Regions from separate parts of the Homo sapiens genome. Here regions 2 and 3 are each linked to region 1. Evidence: read pairs that join two places in POLR2A ChIA-PET (ENCODE). Cell type or tissue: GM12878. All regions are shown on one strand.

The links. Peaks named below come from ENCODE experiments on the same cell type or tissue, not always from the same donor. Only the 100,000 strongest peaks of a DNase experiment are listed, where the experiment ranks them.
Region 2: POLR2A ChIA-PET joins it to region 1 with 5 read pairs; 3 of 35 experiments call an interaction of 5 or more read pairs at or near these places.
Region 3: POLR2A ChIA-PET joins it to region 1 with 5 read pairs; 2 of 35 experiments call an interaction of 5 or more read pairs at or near these places.

What each region holds. Positions count from the first base shown.
Region 1 is chr4:145,044,125-145,046,624 of GRCh38, forward strand. All of the region lies in intron 4 of ANAPC10 (anaphase promoting complex subunit 10), which reads right to left. Among named protein-coding and RNA genes, the nearest start is that of ANAPC10, 53 kb to the right of the region's middle. In GM12878, no CTCF peak of the experiment used is centred here; a DNase peak (open chromatin) is centred at 1,277.
Region 2 is chr4:144,634,183-144,636,682 of GRCh38, forward strand. No RefSeq gene overlaps it. Among named protein-coding and RNA genes, the nearest start is that of HHIP-AS1, 11 kb to the right of the region's middle. RefSeq lists an enhancer at 1,114-1,173. In GM12878, no CTCF peak of the experiment used is centred here; a DNase peak (open chromatin) is centred at 979.
Region 3 is chr4:144,969,432-144,971,931 of GRCh38, forward strand. LOC124900793 (a long non-coding RNA gene) reads right to left here. Exons shown (of 2, transcript XR_007058293.1): 1 at 2,483-2,500. Among named protein-coding and RNA genes, the nearest start is that of ANAPC10, 130 kb to the right of the region's middle. In GM12878, no CTCF peak of the experiment used is centred here; a DNase peak (open chromatin) is centred at 1,360; H3K27ac peaks cover 2,040 bases.

The DNA.
Region 1 (2,500 bases):
TCAAGGAGATAATGCTGCCCTTGACAGTATTTGCATTATATTGATGATACATGTAAATGAAGAAAGACTGAAGAATGGCAGCCACACATCATACTCATTATAGCAATGTGTTTGACAAAAATACGTTCTTACCTTTCAGAAAAGAGCTCAATGCAACAATGACTATCAAATCTAACAAAAGGGCTTAAGATACAGAACAAGGGTAAAAAAATGAAAAATTTAAAGACAGTACTTTTTAGAGATTCAAGAAGGTTAAAATCATTTCAAAAAATGTGTGTTTCTCTCTAACGTTTTGTCTGATTAATTTCCCTCCAAAATTCTCCTTTCTATCCTTTGCATTTCCTTCCCCCCAACTCCCACCCACCATGACCCACCTCCACCCACAGTCTGCTAACTGAATCATAGCATTCCAGGACAGTTACAGGACATAACAGTTTCTTCTGGGGTTTTCATTCGCAATGTTGTTTGCAAAGAGAATTTTATTTGTAAGTGTTTCTATTATACTGACAGGGTCAATTAGTCTTGTGAACTATTGGTCTTTCTGCCTGATAGCTTGGTGGATCATTCAAGTGGTACCGTTCATAACCTATAACTGAATGCAGCCAATTAACCTCAGAAACATGACAATACTGGCTAACTAATGGGCTTTTTAGTTTATCTTAGTGACACACTATAGTTAATAACACACTATAATTATATTACACTATAGTAATATAATTTCCCCCAAATTGGTGGTATATTATTTGATATAAATTATATTTTCCCCAAATTGAACTGATTTGTAAATTATGCCACATAAGTTGCACAGAGTAATTTTCATTTTATAGAAGTTCACTATAAACATTCGGAAGTTTTTTTTTAAAACAATAATCAGCTATTATGCCTACTTTTGCTTATATGTTTATACAACTAAATAAAAGAATAAGATTTCTCCCAAGATGCAGAAAGCACTAATACTCTCCAAAAGCTAATGTAAAAATAAATTTGCATTTTACTTCAAATATTCAAAAAAGGCTTAAGTTGTAAAATATTATTTATTTTTTTAAAAACACACCCAAAAAGAGAATTTGCATTAACTGACTGTTTACTATGTGACCAGGTAATGTGAATAAGTACTTTGCAAACTTTATCCTACTTAATTCTTTCTGGAATCCAATAAGACAGACATTGTTCACCTATTCTATATATGAGGAAACTGAGGTTTCAAAAGAGCCAAATATATCTCCAAGATTCACACAGCTAGTAAGTAGCAAAACTAAGATCTGAAACCAGATCTGTCTACTTTGCCAAACTGTGGTCTATCAACATCACTCGGCCTAAAAAAAATATGAGTAAATTCCCTGGTCATCTCCCCATGTCATCTTGTAAAACTGGATTACAGAATACTGCCAAGTTCCAAAGCCATTCTACAAAAGAATATCCAATTATTAATGATCAACAACTTGAAGGAGATTAATGAAGTAAAAGTTTACTAAGATACAATACTCCACTTTTTTTCATATCACTTCTAACCCAAATGCACTCTCACATATATGAATGTATACGTGATCTTCTACACACATGCTTGCATCCACATGTACCTGTTCACATACACACATACTCATCTAAAATGTCACACGTCAATACTCCTGATTTCCAAGGCTAAAGTACTGTCTGTCCATTATGCCAGCCCACAAAGAAGTAAAAAGCTGTCTTAATGCCATGGGTATCAAGGTATCAATTTCTTTGCAAAGAAGAATTTTTAAAATAAGTTGAATAACTTTTTCATACTGTAATTTTAAAAAACGATCTGATCTAATAAGCCAACTTAACATATGTTCTAGCAAAAATTATATTATGATTATCTATGCTTTTGCTTTATAAATTTTCAAACATAACTAATTTGTTCAATTGTTGGGCCAAACTGCCCTAAAAGCAAATGCCCTGTTACAGGAGCGCACCCTAAGCATTTCTAAAAATCCATTACTACTCTCAAATCCTCTGCCTTCACATTGGCTACAGTGACTTTCAGGGCTTCATTCACTGCTTAATGGAAAAGTCTGCAAAAATATTTGTGCAATTAGGATAGACAGCGCTTTCTTGAAAATACTGGCTTGGCTAAAAGTCATGGCAGTTAAGATGTATATAAATAACTTTTAAAATGCCCATTTATACTCCCTACTCTATAAATTTGTTCCTGTAAATATTGTATTTCTTTTTAAAAATACATCCTGCATAGAAAGTATAAGGGCTAAGAAGTAAAATTCAAAGTCATCCATATTATAAAGTCAGCTTTACTTTTTTAAATATAACAAAATAAATTCCATAAGCACAAACAATTTCAAGAACAGAGAACAAAATCAAAGGAAGTATCCACGTTAGTAAAACTATTACCTTAGAAAATATCTAATATTTTGACACAACGGATAAAGATGTGCTCCAGTATGTGAAGTTATTAGCTAAATACTAGGAAGCTTAAAATTGCTAAATTCTTGCTTTACATATGCCACAAAAAATAATG
Region 2 (2,500 bases), 410 kb before region 1:
TTCCACTAAAATAATATTCAGTAGTCCTCCCTTATTCAAGATTTTGCTTTCCATGGCTTCAGTTACCTGTGGTCAAACTCAGCCCAAAAATACTAAATCAAACATTCCAGAAATAAACAATTTGTGAGCTTTAAATGGCATGCCATCCTGAGTAGTGTGATGAATTCTCATGCTGTCCATTCTGTCCCACTTGGGATGTGATTCATTCCTTTATCCAGTATATTCACACTAAATACTCTACCCACCCCTTAGTCACTTAGTAGGCATCTCAGTTATAAGATGAGATGGGATGATGCTTATTTTACTTAATAGTAGTCCCAAAGTGCAAGAAGAGTGGTACTGACCATTTGGACATGCCAGAGAGAGGCCTGAAAGTGCTTTTTTGAAGCAAAAAGTGAAAGTCCTCTACTTAAGGAAAAAGTCTTAGGCTGAGGTTGCTAAGCTCTATAGTAAAAACAAATCTATTTGTGAAATTGTGAAGAATGAAAAACAAATTTGTGCTAGTTTTACTGTTGCACCTCAAACTGCAAAAGTTATAGCCATAGTGCTTTCATCTTAGATTTAAGATGAAAAGGACATTAAATTTGTGGGTAAAAGACATGAATAGGAATGTGTTTCAATTGATAGCAATCATCCACTGGCGGTCCTGAAACATAGCCCCAAGGTTAAGGAAGGATTACTGCATACCAATTTAAAAGGGCAGAGGCAAACACAGAGCTGTGAAAAGAACAATAAGAAGTTTATCAGTGGATAAACTAGTTCAACACATTTCTAGAAAGTGGAAAACTAGTGGAAGAGTGGAGCTCAATAAAGCAGACTGGGAAAAGATGCAGTCCAGAATAAATATGGAGAAGCTGCAGCCAAGGCGGGAGCCATTCTGTCTTTCAGAACCTGGGGGAGGTTATAGACTCAAGGATACCAGGTGTGATGGGCAGCAGAGTACAGCATAAGACTAAAAACAGAAACAGTTACTGAAAGTCTGCTACTGATTTCCCTTCCTTATATTCAGAATACACAGCAGCCAGGTGTTACCCTCTAGGCAAAAAAAAATAGAAAGGGTTGTGTGTTTTCAAAATAAATTTAACACGCTGTACAAAATGAGTAACTGTGGATGTTGAAGTACCAGAAAAAAAAAAAAAACATTCTGAGAGTCATGGTTCCCCAGGGTAATGGCAGAGTAGGGAAGAAGGCACGGTCACGGGTCTGGAAACAAAAGGTGATAGACAGAACTAAAAGGTTTAGATATGAGACAGGGAAATGTAGTTAGGATTACCATTCATAATAAAGAGCAAAAATGGAAAAAGACTGAAATAAACTCCCACCAACTACTTTGTGACACTGTAGATTACATAAAGTGATAGGCCCACAGAAACAGGAAGACATGAACAGAGGCTGATAATAAAATATTGAAATGAATCACCCACTGGCTTGGTAACTGGGCGTGCTATACCCTGTATTTATTAAAGTAATTGAATTGGTTATTGAAAAACTTCCTATATGCACGAATAAAAAGATCTAAGACTCCTGCTTCTAGTCAAGATGGAATAAGAGGGATCAGATTAATCAACCCCCTGAAACTACTAAATAGTTAATATTATGATATTTTAACAATGGGAATTAACACTGAACAAATTTTTTAGGCATTGCATATCAAATAAGTAAGCAGAGGACACTGACCCCTGAGAGAGGGAAAACAAACAAGGTAAGCCCTATGTCTGTCCCAGTTTACTGCCCAGACAGATTTTCTAGGCAGCAATGCAGGGAGGGGGAATTGAGAGAGAGCTAAGCATTAACTTTGAACTGAAGAGACAGACATGGGGTCTAGAGAGGCCAAGGGAACTGGTGTTAAGAAAGCAGAGTACTAGAGAGGAGCCAGCTGCACACAGAAAGCTATGGAGATCCACAGAGGGATACCCTCCAATTCTTTAGCTGTGTATTCAGCACAGAATGCATATTGGGAAATTACTAGAGAAAAGGGAAGAACCACTTGAAAGAAGTAGGTCCTTAGAGCTCACATAGGCCTAAGAATAGTTGGTGTTACAAGAGCCAGAGGAGAACACCTCATAATTCAAGGAAAATCAGGTAGTGTCCATTTTTTTCTAGGCAAACTTAGAATAGTATTGTCTTAGTAGTGGAGAAAATAAGATTTAGAATGGAGGTGGTTCTGGTTTCACCTAACAAAGTTTAACAGCAGGCTTGAAAAGATCAAACTATTACTAAGTAATTTAACTGTACTTCAGAGCAAAACTCAAGAATATTTATAGAACTATAATGCCAAGCATCCAACAAAGTAAATGTCACAGTATTTATAATCTGTCTTAGTTTGGGCTGCTAAAATAAATTACCATAGACTGGTGGGTTAAATAACAAATATTTATTTTTCGCAGCTCTGGAAGGTGGGATGTCAGAGATTAGGGTGCCAACATGGTTAAGTTCCGGTAAGAGCCGTCTTCCAGGTTGCAGATGGCCAACTTCTCCAAGTATCTTCACATGGCAGAAA
Region 3 (2,500 bases), 75 kb before region 1:
GTAATTCACATGAACAAAAAAATAAAATCAGCAGATAACTTTATTGCAAAAACACTTAAAAGGACCTTTTTAGCAAAGAATACGATTCAAATTCAACCTATTACTATTCCAGATAATGCTGGAATTACTTCCCAAGTTGGAAATAGCATACTCGCTGGATAGACTGGATCTTGTTGTCAGTCGTGTGATATTTTCAACAGGCATGGGAGAAAAGAGAGTCTAGTATGGGGATAACTAAATCTTAACAGTTGCTGAAAGAACAACTTACTCTCTGACGTCTTTGGGATGAAAAATTATCTATTCACTTGACAAGCACACATGACAAATGCCAAATGCCCTGTATATCTTATGTTATATGAAATTAAAGATGTGGTACTGTTTGCATTATGGTGATAATTTCTTTAACAATTATTTTTATTATCAAATATTTCAAATTTTTAAAAATGGTAGAGCATATAATGAACCCCTGGGTATATACTACCGGCTTAAGAAATGAAACATTACAAATGTAATTGAAACCCCCCTGTGTTCTCATTTCTCAATTCCCCTGTTTCGTAGAACTCAAGGTAATCACACTGAATTTGTTGTTATTTATTCACATGGGGTGCATTCTTCAGGGTTACTTCCTCAGGCTAAGTTAAAACAGCCAGTCTTCTATCAATCTTCAGACTTAATTATTCCCTTTGTGCCTTTGAGTAGAATTTATGAAGTGGCAAGGTTTAATGATATTAGAATTAGGTCCTACTTCTTAAATTAAATCCAAAAGATGGGAAATACCATTTTAAGGCCACAACAACTGTGAAATGTAATGTTCTTTAAAAAAAAAATCAAGTCAAGGATATTTAGAAACATGTGAAAAAAGACTTTACAGATGTGGAAAGAATTCCAGATTTGAGTTTCAGTAATATGGAAAACTATACATAAAAACTCTCCTGCTAGATAAACTGGAAATGCTGGGAAAAAATACATGAACTTATAATGCTTAGCTGAGCTCATATAAAAGAAAAATATACAGATGCCAGGAATAATGAAGCAACTGAAAACCGGACTGGCACATGAGTAGTCTATCCTGTGTTTGCCTCGATGGTGGGTGGTGAGTAGGAGTTGTCATCTAGGAGTTTGATTTTTCAGGGAATGTGAAAAAGAAAAAACATAGGAGATGAGAACTTAACTCTTGCAATGTGGCATACTGAAACTAAGATCTCTGTATAAAACTCGAAGAGCTAAACTCTCTGGCCACCAGCAAAAGAAGACAATAGACAATAGTGAAACTGGTTCTTCTATGCTTGGGCTCTAGGTGGGGAAAAGAAATCTCTTGAGAATCCATAATATGAGCCTGAACTCATACAGGATTGAAATTATCTCAAATGTGGCCTAGAAAGCCACAAGTCAAGAAATTACAAAGAAATAGGTCCCAAGCCAGGGATCTCTAGAGAGTACATGCAGAAGTAAACCCAAAACTATTCTGAAAGACAATTCTTAACCCAGGCTGCACAGGAGTTTTACAGACAAAGCCCTGCTGAAGATAAGCTCACAATGCAAGGTTTAAAACAAAAGAGAAAACAATCCACACTGGGTGGAAAAACCCATAGAAATACCCAAGAAATTCACATAATGAAAGTGTCTTACAGAGATTACTAAATAATTATGACAAAAAGAATTATCACATATTTTCACTGAGTCTAAAATCTAAAAATTTGATAACTACTACAAATTCTGAATTCCTTAATATACATAAAAATAAAAAATGGAGAGCCACTGTTAAGAGAAGGATTAATAACTGCACTTTTGGGGACGATCAAGGCAAAATCAGAAATAGAAAACATTGAATTATTTGCCACTGGCTTGCATTGGCACCGTGTAATAATAAATATAAAGTTGTAAATGCACATTTTAGCTACTGCAGGAAAACACCTCCTCTCAGAAATGTGTAAACTGATGCTCTTTCATCAAAAGGGCCTACAAAAACACAGACGTAGAGCAAGTTACTACCCTATATAGCATCTAGAGGATGTTGCTCTACACACCAAAGCTCACGTGATAGTTTTAAAGTTAGGGGTGGCAGTGGTAAAGAAATAGGATATATTCATCTTTACATGTTTTCTTATATATATTTGTAATGCCTTATAGATTAATGATCAATATATTCACCACTGTTCCATTACTTATTCTTCTGAGGCTCCCATGTAATAGACACCTATATAAATATCTTAGCATGATATTCATATCTGTTAATTAACTTTAACATAAACTTGAAATTTCTGCTCACTTACACATAAGCAGTCAATGAGTTCTGTCTATTGTATTGTATATATCCAGTCATTCCTTGCCACTTCCACTGCCACACCCCTGTTTGGGTTGGCTGGTCATCACATCACACATGGATTTTTCCTTTCGTTATCAAATATTTTATTGCAAGCTTACTATGTATCAGGTACTATTGTCCTAAGTGCTACCTTATTAAAAGAATTTCAGTCCCTACCTTTATTGTCTCTAGTGC